3 separate regions of the Homo sapiens genome follow, and all the other regions are linked to region 3. A link is a contact called in ENCODE Hi-C data. All regions are on one chromosome and are shown on one strand. The core of a region is the stretch at or near the end of the contact, and the rest is flanking DNA. Distances in the headings are between cores, read along the strand shown.

Region 1 (3,244 bases), core at 23-2,522, 310 kb before region 3:
CCAGCTGCGAGTGTGGAATTTCTCAGGAGAACTAGACAGAAGCCCATCTCTGGGCAGCACTGAGTGGAAGGAGAAACCACAGGAGAGGAGAGGAAGTGTGGGGCGCGGGACCACCGTGGGGTGGGTGGGGGCCAAGCCGCCGGGCTGTGAGGCCTCAGCACCCCCTGCCCAGCACCCAGCACCCCAACTTCCCCTTCTGCCTTTGCGGATTCCAGGGCCTGCTGGACACCTGGGGCAGGGACAGAGCCGGGACTGGGGGAGGAGCTCAGCTGCACTAGAGTCCGGCTGGAAGAGTCCCGCTGAAAGTCACCAGAGGCACCCCTTCCTCCTGGGGGGCTGCGCCTCGGCCTCCTCCAGGGCAGGTGCCCCTGTGCCCCTGAAGTCCCAGCACCCAGCACCACAGAACCGCCCTGTCGTCTCGGCCCCGGAACCTTGTGGGGAGCCAACTCCTGCGGAGGGCCCGGCAGCCCCGGGCGGAATGAGCCCCCTCCGCAAAGCCTGTCTGGGGAGCGGGGGAGGGGCGGCAGGTGCCCGGAGAAAGGCGAGATTGGAAGAGCGGCCGGGATGGTGGCGCTGCACACGGGCGACCTGCAGGGAGAACGGAAGCTGAGGCCGGGGTCAGGGGTGCGCGCTCCGCTCCTCCACTCCTGCGTGAAGGGCGGCCCACTCCCGAGCAGCTGCGCTGGGCGCCCGGCACGGACCCGTCTCCCTGCTCAGGTCGATCCCCGGCCGCGCTGTCCCCACCTGGAAGCCCAGTCCCCTGGGTGCGCCCCGCCTTGGGGTCCGAGCACCCTCACAGCCCGGCCCTGCCGCTTCCCTGCACCGTCTGCGGCTCCTTAAAGAACTGGGCGCGGTCGGGGCTCGCCCCGCACTGTCCTCGAGGCCCCGCCGCCAACCCACCCCACCCCAGGAGGCCGCGGCCGCGCTCATCCATCCCCCGCCGCACCGTCAACGCGCGTCCTGCGGGGCGCAGAGATCGGGGTCCGGTCGTCCCCGGGGGGCCCCAGAGACAGGTGAGGGGCCTCGCTGCCACTGCCCAGCGGTTCCCACGGCCCGCAGGTCCGCCGCGCCCTGCGCTGAGCGGATACCTGGCGGCCGGCGGAGCCTCAGCGGAGCCGGTCTTGTAAGGCTGAGGTCTCAGTGCGCCCGCGCATGCTCCGGGCCTGGTGGGGCGGCGGGGGCGGGGCTGCCAATGAACACGAGGGGCGGGCGCGGGACGCTGGGGGCGGGGCTGGGGGCGGGGCGGGGCGGCAGGGGGAGCGCTGCGCTGAGCACTTGGTCGCGCGCGGCCGGGTCGCGGGGGAGCCTCCGCTGCAGTTGCTGCGTCTCCAAGGTAAGCGGGCGCGGGGCTCGGTCCTGCGGGCGCGGCGCGGGGGGCACCCGGGGGCGGAGACTGGGCCCGTCAGCCCCAGCAGCCACCTGCGCCGCAGCCCCTGCCCCCCGCGCTCCCCCGAGCCACATTCCCGGGCCGCCCTGCGCGTCCCTGAGCCCCCGGATTGGGATGCCCGGAGTTCGGCGCTGCGGGCTCGGTGCGAGGACGCGACGGGGAGGCTTTGCAAAGGCCGCGAGCGGGGGTCACCGTCGGCCGCGCCAGGGACAGGTCTGTCACTTTCTCCGGGCCCTGTGCCTGGCGCTTTGGCCTTTCTTCGCGGCCACGGACGCCCCTGCAGCCCTTCCCTCCAGACCCTGCCCAGCCCGGGGCTGGAACCGTTTCCCTATTCCCAGGCGTAGGGGGCCGCCGGTGTGAGGCGTGGGAAATTAGGGCGTGGAGGGCTGGAATGAAGCCACTGCCCGCAGCACGTTTTGAGATCCCTGGCCACAGAAACGGCCCAGAATGAGCGGGTCTCGGGGTCCTGACACCACCGCGTCCTGGCAGGTGGGGCTGTCAGACCGCCCCCCGCAGAGCCTCCAGCTGCCCCGGGCCTTGGCTACTGTCCGCGGGCCTGTGGCGATGGAGAGGCGCTGCCGGGACACCTTCCCGCACCCCTGGGAGCAGCGCCCGAGGATCTGAGGAGCCCTTTATTCTGCGGTTTCGGTTACGTAAACGGAGCCGAGGGAGGTGAGAAGCCTGTCCCTCCCGGGCAGTGGCGGGGCTGCTGTTTTGATAAGCGTTTAGGGGGGCTGCTGTCTTGATGGGGCTTGGGGGGCTGCTGTTTTGATGGGGTTTGGGAGGCTGCTGTTTTGATGGGGTTTAGGGGGCTGCTGTTTTGATGGGGTTTGGGGGCTGCTGTTTTGATGGGTATTTGGGGGCTGCTGTTTTGATGGGGGTTGGGGGCTGCTGTTTTGATGGGGGTTTGGGCGCTGCTGTTTTGATAGGGGTTTGGGGGCTGCTGTTTTGATGGGGGTTGGGGGCTATTGTTTTGATGGGGGTTGGGGGGCTGCTGTTTTGATGGGGTGTTGCGTTCCCTCTCAGTGTCACCGCTGATCCACCTGGCATGTTTATTGGCTCTTCTGCGTGCAGGGCCCCTGGGGGACCGATAGAGGACTGGGCCCCTCCGCCCACCCCGGCCACCCCTCCCCGCCTGACTTCTCAGGGGGAGAGGTCTCCCCCCACGCCCAGCCAGCCCCTGCCCCTGGGAGGTGACCCAGCTCCCTGTGGCCTGGGACTAGGAGATGGGGCTGGACCAAGGCCGGGAAGGGGCAGGAAGTGGAGGGGAGTGAGGCAGCTGCAGCCTGATGCCGGCGCCTTGAACTGGGCTCTCGCGCCTGTCAGCCGCTCGGTGCCAGCGCCTCCCCACCACGTGATCCTCGGAGGGCCTGTGGGGGAGGGGCGGGCTCCCGGAGCGGCTGCAGAAGGCGAGCTCCAGGAGGGTGTGTGCGTTTTCCCGGGAGGGGTCTGCAGCTTTCATGGTTTCTAAAGGGATCTCTGATTCAGAAAGGCGCCGGCATGAACTCGCTTTGCATCTTCACAAAACATGAAGTCATGGGGATTGGACCGCGTGTGCGTGGAGGAAGCTCCGCTGGTCACTGGCTGCGTTTTAATCTTACAGCTGCGGTTGGTCTATCTTCCCGAATTCCCTGAAGTTGCAATAAATGTTTTAGCGATTATACGAGGTTATAAATGCTCGTTGTGGAAATGAGCATAGAATGCTCACAGAAATGGTCAACAGGGGCTTCCTTTTGACCCCCTACCCTAATTTGCAAGCCTCACACTGGCAGTGGCTGCCCTAGGCCTGGGAATCGGTAAACAGGGTTCGTGCACCGGGCTGGGCAGGGCCCGGAGGGAGGGGCCGCAGGGGGCTTC
Region 2 (3,285 bases), core at 469-2,968, 280 kb after region 3:
GACCCACCACCAGGCTCCCTCCCAGCACCCATTGCCAGGCACCCCGTTCCCCAGGACCCATCACTGGGCACCCCCCTTGGACCCACCGCTAGGCACTCCCCCTCCAGGATCCACTGCTGGGCACCCCCCTTGGACCCACCGCCGGGCATCCCCCTCACCACTGCCTGAGGCTGCCTTGGCCTGGCCCCTTCCTAGCTGCTGCCCTCTCTGCCTCCTTCACGCAGATCTGCTGAGAGGATCCTGCATAAGCCTCCTGTCCCACCATGGGGAGGTCCATGCAGCATGGAGCCCAGGCCTCCCTCGAGGGAGACTGGGAGGATCCCGCCCTGTCAGGCCTTCGGATGAGATGGCACCCTTGGCCAACAGCAGCCCTGAGCCAAAGGCACCGACAGGCTCAGATTTCTGAGCTGAAATCGTGTTTGCTGTTTGAAGCCCCCAAGTGTTGGGGTGAGTCGTTCATCAACAATAGACAACTCCTCACACCACGTAGGCACTTCTGTTTCGTCTGTTTGGTAATTTCCGTATTCTCTTTTTTTAACTGGCATTCTCTCCACATCCCTAAGTCACACATGGCAGCCCGCTTCTTTCCTGGTGGCTCTGACTTTCGGTGCTCTTGCCCCTTGGCGGGGCCGCTGTCCTGTGGCTGTGGCCACACCCGGAGTGAGAGGCTGGAGGCCGTGTAGCCTCATGGCCTTGGACATGAGCAGGCCCCTGGACGATCTCTCCTTGCCTCTGCAGCCACCAGCCCGCCCTCAGTCCCCTCCCCAAGACTCACCCAAGCAGCGTCGGGATCTTCCCGGTCAGCGTGGAGAAGGCCACACTGAGCTCAGTGAGCTGCGCCATCTTGCTGAGCTCCCGGGCGATGGAGGCGAGGAGGGGGTCCTCGCCGTCGGGAGTGGAGGCGTAGGTGGGGGGTGCATCAAAGGCCTTGGTGGGCAGGGTGAGCGAGGCCAGCCGGGGGAAGCCCACCTGGGCCAGAAGCTGCTGCACGTGGCCCGCATGCAGCCGCACGTTGTGCACCACCTCCAGCTTGCGCAGGGCACCCGGGCCAGCCAGACGCAGCACGTGCAGGAGCTGGCTGGGGCTCAGGCTGTCCGCCCGGAACGAGGGGCAGTGCACCCGCAGAGGGGCCGGGCCCGCTGGCCTCAGAGCCTGCACCACCGCCTCGAAGTTGCCCTCAGTGACGAAGAGGTCGGCGAGGACCTCGACGGGGCGCCCGGCTGCGAGGGGCTCTGCCTGCAGCTCACAGCAGGTCCTGGCCAGCAGCTGGGTGCGGCCCCACCTGCCCAGCGCCCTCCCGCACGGGCACCGCTGCACCTGCACATCTCGGATGCCCGTGAGGTCAGCCACCCGCAGCCGCCGGCGGCTCCGGTCCTGCAGCACGTGGTCCGCGAGGCCGCGCACCAGCGCCTCCAGGCAGGCCCTGCAGGTTCTGTCGCGCAGGTCCTGGGGGTGGTCGGCACCAGGACCCAGCAGCGCTCCCAGCCGGAACTCCTCCAGGGGCCAGCGCCCCAGCACCGCGCGCGTCACCTCCGCCTGCTCCAGCAGGTAGCTGGCTTTGAACAGGAGTGGGTAGAGGTTGTGGGCCACGCTGTCCAGGCTCTGCCGGGCCACCTGGGGGTGGGACACCAGAGCTTCTGCAGAAATGAAGCGGAGTGACCTCATTGTGTCCATGGCCCGAGACAGGACCGCTCCCCACGACTTTCCCCAAGGCGTGTGCCCTTCACGCCTATCTTTAGCTGCAGCAGCTGTGAGCAGCCTGCCCTGGGGGCCCTGCCACGGGGCCTTATGATCATCTGACTGCTATTTTGGTCCTGGGACACCTGCGTCTGCCCGGCCTCGGGGCACGCAGCCGTTGGGAGCTGCTTGGCTCAGGCACCCAGCCGTTGGGAGCTGCTTGGCTCAGGCACCCAGCCGTTGGGAGCTGCTTGGCTCAGGCACCCAGCCGACACAGAAAGGCAGCCCGTGCCCATGGCAGGGCTGGGCAGAGAAGCCTGTGCTCCATGCTGCAGAAAGCCAGTCTTGGCAGGCGTTCGTGCTGGCGGCCGGTGAGGCCAGCGGGCAGGTCCTGTTTACCATCCAAGCGGGGCTACTGCCCAGCTCTGGGCACCTCCCCCACCAGTCAACGGGGCAGAGAACAGGCCAGGCCCCTGCGCCTCACTCGGTAACCAGTTCCCTTTCCACAGTGGCCTCTGGGGCCGCTCCCACACTTCGCCTCGCATCTGGGGTGAGACGAGTGGCCAGGAATGGAGCTGCTGTTTTGCCCCTTCCCTGTGCCTTTCCTTCTCCCCAAGGACCCGGCGGGGGTGGCTTCCCTACTTTCCATGGGAGAGAGTGGCTGGGAGAGGTGGAGCCTCCCTGATGGCCTCGGATGAGCCCCCAGCTCTCTCTGAGCTGCAGTGTCCTGTCTGCAACCCTGCCGCCTGTGCGGCAGGGAAAGCTGCAGGGAATGGGATACACCTGTGTTGGGGGGCGGTGCCTGATGGTTCACTCCCAGCACTGACCGTGTTGGACAGCTGATGGGTGCTGCACTCACCTCTCCCCGTGACACTGCCACTCAGGGCAGGGTCAGCACACATCGCTGCACACATCACTGCACACATCACTACAGGGCACCACGTGTCCATGGGCTTTGGAGGGTCACGGCCATGAGACAGAGGCTGAGGGAGACTGAGAGAAGTGAGTGACGGAGACTGAGACAGAGACAGAGGGACAGAAACTAAGAGGGAGAGAGACAGAGACTGAGGGAGAGAGAAAGGGAAACAGAAAGAGACAGACTGAGAGAGAGACAGAAAGGGAGAGACAGAGACTAAGAGAGAGAGAGAGAGACTGGTAGGCAGAGACAGAGACTGAGAAAGACAGACAGACGGGGAGACAGAAAGAGAAACAGCAGTGGGAGGGGGAAGGCTGCTGAGCAAGCTTGGAGGGTGCTGGTCATGGGTGCCCCACCAGCCTCCCTGTCTGACCCTCCCCAGTTTGTTCCCTGAGCCTGAGCAATGCCTCTCCCCGGGAGGCGACCCATGCAGAAGGGACTGTGCTCCGTTGTGGGGCCCAGGCACTGTCCAGCAGGCGGAGGTGTGTGTGAAGAGGTGGGTGGGCCCTGACCCCACCCTTCAGGGGTGGCCGCCCTCGGCCAGCCGATGTGGGCCCCCGGGCTCCCCTCATGAGGTGCACAAGAGGTTTCCCCAGACACACGGCCCCTTTCCAGGACCAGATAAGAGAATCTCGAAGGACACAGTAGAAAAACATGTTCCATTGGTTTTTATGATTAAAATTTTTAACAAT
Region 3 (3,652 bases), core at 220-2,719:
CTCTCTCCTCCCTGGACCTGAACCTGGTTCTCTCTCTCCCTCCCCGCCTAACCCCTCTCCGCAGCTCCTCTCCCTCCAGGTCTCCGCCTCGCGCGCGCTGTCTCTCTCCTCCCTGGACCTGAACCTGGCTCGCTCTCTCTCTCTCCCCGCCTAACCCCTCTCCGCAGCTCCTCTCCTCCAGGTCTCCGCCTCGCGCGCGCTGTCTCTCTCCTCCCTGGACCGGAACCTGGTTCTCTCTCTCCCTCCCCGCCTAACCCCTCTCCGCAGCTCCTCTCCCTCCAGGTCTCCGCCTCGCGCGCTCGCTCTCTCTCCTCCCTGGACCTGAACCTGGCGCGCTCTCTCTCTCCAGCAGCCCCTCTTCCTCCTCTAGCGCCCTGCTGGCCGCACCTCCCTCAGGAGCCCGGACAGAGATACTCTGGCGTCTCTGCTGCTCCCACGGAGCTGAGGGCACTAGGGCCGCCTGAGATTTCCTTTAGGTGGCTCCGAAAGCTAGTCCGCGAGTCCAAATCCTGCGCTCCCAGGGAGCTGAGAGCAGGGCTGGGGGAAGCCAGACAGACGCCCCGGGTCCCCGACCCTCTCACAGGGATACAGGGAGGGCCGGCCCCGCAGACCCGGACTCTGCCTCCAGCTCAGAGCAGGGAGAGGGGCGGGCCGTGGGGTCTGGGCTTTCTGAGCTCCCTCTGGGGGCCTGGGAGGCACCCGGGGGACGCCAGGGCGGTTTGAGATGGAGGAAGCAGGTCCCCTTGGGGACCTTGACCTCCCGCGCTGCAGGGCCTGGGGCGGGACCTTCCTGCGCCGAGGAGGCCGCTGTCCCGGGACCCCCGGCGGGGGGACGTGGCGGGGCCGGGCTGGGGCTTCGCTGTTGCTGCTTCCGCCTCTGCCCCGCGAACCCGGGTCCTGGGAGGAGGCCCCAGCGGACGCCGAGCCTGGGGTGCGCCGCGGGAGGGGAGGCGAGAGCCGCCGGGCTCGGGGACAGCTGAGGCCCCCGGGGACGCCCCTCCCGCCCCAGCGCCCGGGCTCCGCGCGCCGCTCACGCCTTCCTCTCCCGCAGGTGACACCGGCTCCGACACGCCGCTAACCGGCCGCTCGTCCCCGCGCCACGGTCCGCCCACCGCCGCCGCCGCTGTCCCAGAGAAACCCCAGATCCCCGCGCGGCTACAGCGACCGCGAGCCCCGAGCCCCGCCTCGCCCACGCCAGCGCCTGCGCAGAACTCCGAGAGTGCCGCGCCTGCGCCCGCAGAGCCGCCCGAGGGCGAGCCGGGGGCGGGGCCTGCGCCGGGGGCGGGGCCGGAGCGCCGAGGGCTGCCGAGTGCGCACGCGCGTTCGGCGGCGGCGCGCCGCGTGCACAGCCGGCGCTCGTTCCAGCGGCCTCGCGCGCGCCGCCGCCCCGCGCTGCTGAAGCTGGCGTCGCTGCCGCCCTCGTGCCACGCACCGCCGCACGCGCTGGAGCAGGAGGAGACGCCGCTGTGACGCCGCCGGCGGGAAGGGTCCGCGCGCCATGGCTGGCCGCTCGCGCCCTTTCCCACCGCTGCCGGGAAACCGAGGCTCGCCCCAAACGGATTTGCGTGAAACCAGCCCAAGGTTCCGGGCCCCCCCAACCGAGCCCCGCGCCCGGGGACTGACTCGGGGACCGACTCAGGGACCTCCCGAGCGCCAGGACTCAGGGCCCGACCTGCAGCGGCTGCAGGCCCAGCGCCCGCAAGCGGCCTGGGCCGAGCGCCGTTTCCAGGCCCTCGCCAGGTCTTTGAACTGCAGGTAAAGTGGCAGGAACGTCTTCCGTCTGCTCAGCGTTTGGGGATTTAGACTCCTAAAGCCAGTACCTGCCCCGTTTCCCCCCCAGGTTCCGTCCTGCCCGCGCCCGGTCTCAGGGTGGCGGCCCCGGACACGGCCCGTCCCCACAGACGAGGTCTCCGGCCTGAGCTGTCGCACCTGGCGCGGAGGTCGCCCGGGGTGCCCTGGCTGGGTGAGAGGTGGCCTGGCGGGCGGAGCTTGCCAAGAATCACGGCCAGTCCTTAAGTGGATGGTGGGGCCCAGCAGCTGCTCTGTCCCCCTTAACAAACCAGGGGGCATGGAGGGGCCCAGGGCACCGCCCCCCTACCAGGCTCAGGCCCTCCAAGGAGAACCTGCTGAGACCCCTGAGCCTGTCCTAGACCCCGGACCCCTGACCCTTCCCACCCCTTCCAGCGTCCCAGGGCGAGGCCTTGGACAGAGCTCCTGGTCCTCTGCAGGGAGACCATCCAGCCCAAGCTCTGGGAGGCACAGTCCATTGAGTGGGCGGAGGCCGCGGGTGCTGAGCCGGGGAGGGTGCTCGGAGTCCATCCATCCCTCAGACGGCAAGTCCCACAGGGTCCAACCCACCTGAAACCTGCCTGCACGGTGGAAGTGGTGGAGGTGGACACTCCTAGGGGCTTTTCTAAAGCTAGACTCGCAGCTCCTTGCTCAGGAAAATTAAACTATTCACGTTTCAGATCAAGTGTTGACAGTCACCAGTCAGGAGGAGTTCTTAAAGAGTTTTATGTTGACTGAATATTGCACATTGAGTCCCCATTGAGTCCCTGGTGGGAAAAGTCCACAATTTCCCATTGATAGCTTTTTACTGTTGTGAAAAAGGGAAGCGTCAGCCACACAAAAGCCTGCATGACCGCTGCTTCGGAGAAGCTCTCGACCCTAACTGCAGTCACTGTTACTTGGATCAGATCAAGCGCAGTGACTTTTTGGGATTCAGTGGTTATTCTCCACACTTCGTAGCCATTTCAACCAACTCTGAGCACAAAATGCAGCCATCCTCTATGCAGCAAGCCCTGCCCAGTCAGTGACCCTACTGGACAGATCCAAGGCCAGCCCTGGTTCCCTGCTGCAGCCACCGTCCTGACGTTCATCGGAGCAGGCCGGGGCCTGGCCTTCCCGGCACAAGTGGCTGTTCTGACAGGCCCCCAGTTTGTCCCATCTGAACTGCTGGGAGGTTTCCGGGTGGCCAGAGGAGCAAAGCTGCCTTCCAAGTGCCTGTCTGTGCCTGGGAGAACAGAGCAGGAGCGTCGTGCGGTCCACCGCGCAATGCATGGCGATTCCAGGCGCTGAACAACTCCCCTGGACCCTTGGGCCTGCATCTGACTCCCAGCTGCAGAGTCAGAAGCTGAGTCCAGGCAACTGCTTGGCCACTCCCGATCGCTCCTCCCTGGACACCCGGTTACCAAAGTCAGCAAAGAAGATGCGGTAATCGCCGCCTGATCTCCACATGGTGAACACAACACTCCCACCAACACCTCCTTGACTGGTCGGTCTTCAGCACCGGGGGTGGGCAGGCAGGTGTTCTGTGTTGACGAGAATTGCACAGGCTAAACACAAACACGGAACCAGAGTGAGAACACCTCACTCACGGCAGCCCAGGCTGCTCCCTACCAGGTGACGGAGCGCGCCGGGGCTGTGGGTGCCAGGGGCTGAGTGCTAGGGACTCGTCATGAGTGGGGATCCCCACGTTCCTGTCACTGCTGTCAAACAGAAGGTAAACAGTCTTATGAATGTATTTCCTTAGGAAAACTTGTAAAAACTTTTATTAGGATATCTATTTAATACTGAACTTTGGCCTACTTTGTGATAGACTATAAACAAATTGAGGAAATCACTATTTCTCACTTCTGTATTTTCTCAAAAA

The links. A loop is a pair of places that touch in the nucleus more often than their neighbours do. Pooled maps may share reads with other maps.
Region 1: a map of naive thymus-derived CD4-positive, alpha-beta T cell shows a loop between it and region 3 (13-fold over the local background). The contact joins the promoter of ZDHHC11B here to the promoter of SLC9A3-OT1 in region 3. A Hi-C loop is called at or near these places in 1 of 168 maps with a recorded cell type or tissue (naive thymus-derived CD4-positive, alpha-beta T cell), 1 of 37 single-sample maps with no recorded cell type and 12 of 50 pooled maps.
Region 2: a map with no recorded cell type shows a loop between it and region 3 (11-fold over the local background). The contact joins the promoter of LRRC14B here to the promoter of SLC9A3-OT1 in region 3. A Hi-C loop is called at or near these places in 2 of 37 single-sample maps with no recorded cell type and 9 of 50 pooled maps.

The regions. Positions count from the first base shown.
Region 1 is chr5:782,757-786,000 of GRCh38, reverse strand. It overlaps ZDHHC11B (zDHHC palmitoyltransferase 11B (putative)), which reads left to right and starts at 1,272. Exons shown (of 14, transcript NM_001351303.2): 1 at 1,272-1,333. RefSeq lists enhancers at 255-993, 2,578-3,237 and a silencer at 894-1,323.
Region 2 is chr5:189,928-193,212 of GRCh38, reverse strand. It overlaps LRRC14B (leucine rich repeat containing 14B), which reads right to left and starts at 1,718. Exons shown (of 2, transcript NM_001080478.3): 1 at 776-1,718. The coding sequence starts at 1,674. LOC124900929 (a long non-coding RNA gene) reads left to right here. Exons shown (of 2, transcript XR_007058670.1): 2 at 225-485. It overlaps PLEKHG4B (pleckstrin homology and RhoGEF domain containing G4B), which reads right to left. Exons shown (of 20, transcript NM_052909.5): 20 at 3,247-3,285. RefSeq lists an enhancer at 2,004-2,053.
Region 3 is chr5:470,782-474,433 of GRCh38, reverse strand. It overlaps SLC9A3-OT1 (SLC9A3 3' UTR overlapping transcript 1), which reads left to right and starts at 1,469. Exons shown (of 2, transcript NR_024158.1): 1 at 1,469-1,755; 2 at 2,469-3,652. It overlaps SLC9A3 (solute carrier family 9 member A3), which reads left to right. Exons shown (of 17, transcript NM_004174.4): 17 at 1,052-3,652. The coding sequence ends at 1,055. It overlaps SLC9A3-AS1 (SLC9A3 antisense RNA 1), which reads right to left and starts at 1,198. Exons shown (of 7, transcript NR_125375.1): 1 at 1,035-1,198. RefSeq lists silencers at 491-1,310, 1,431-1,500, 1,861-1,990 and enhancers at 1,234-1,874, 1,875-2,517.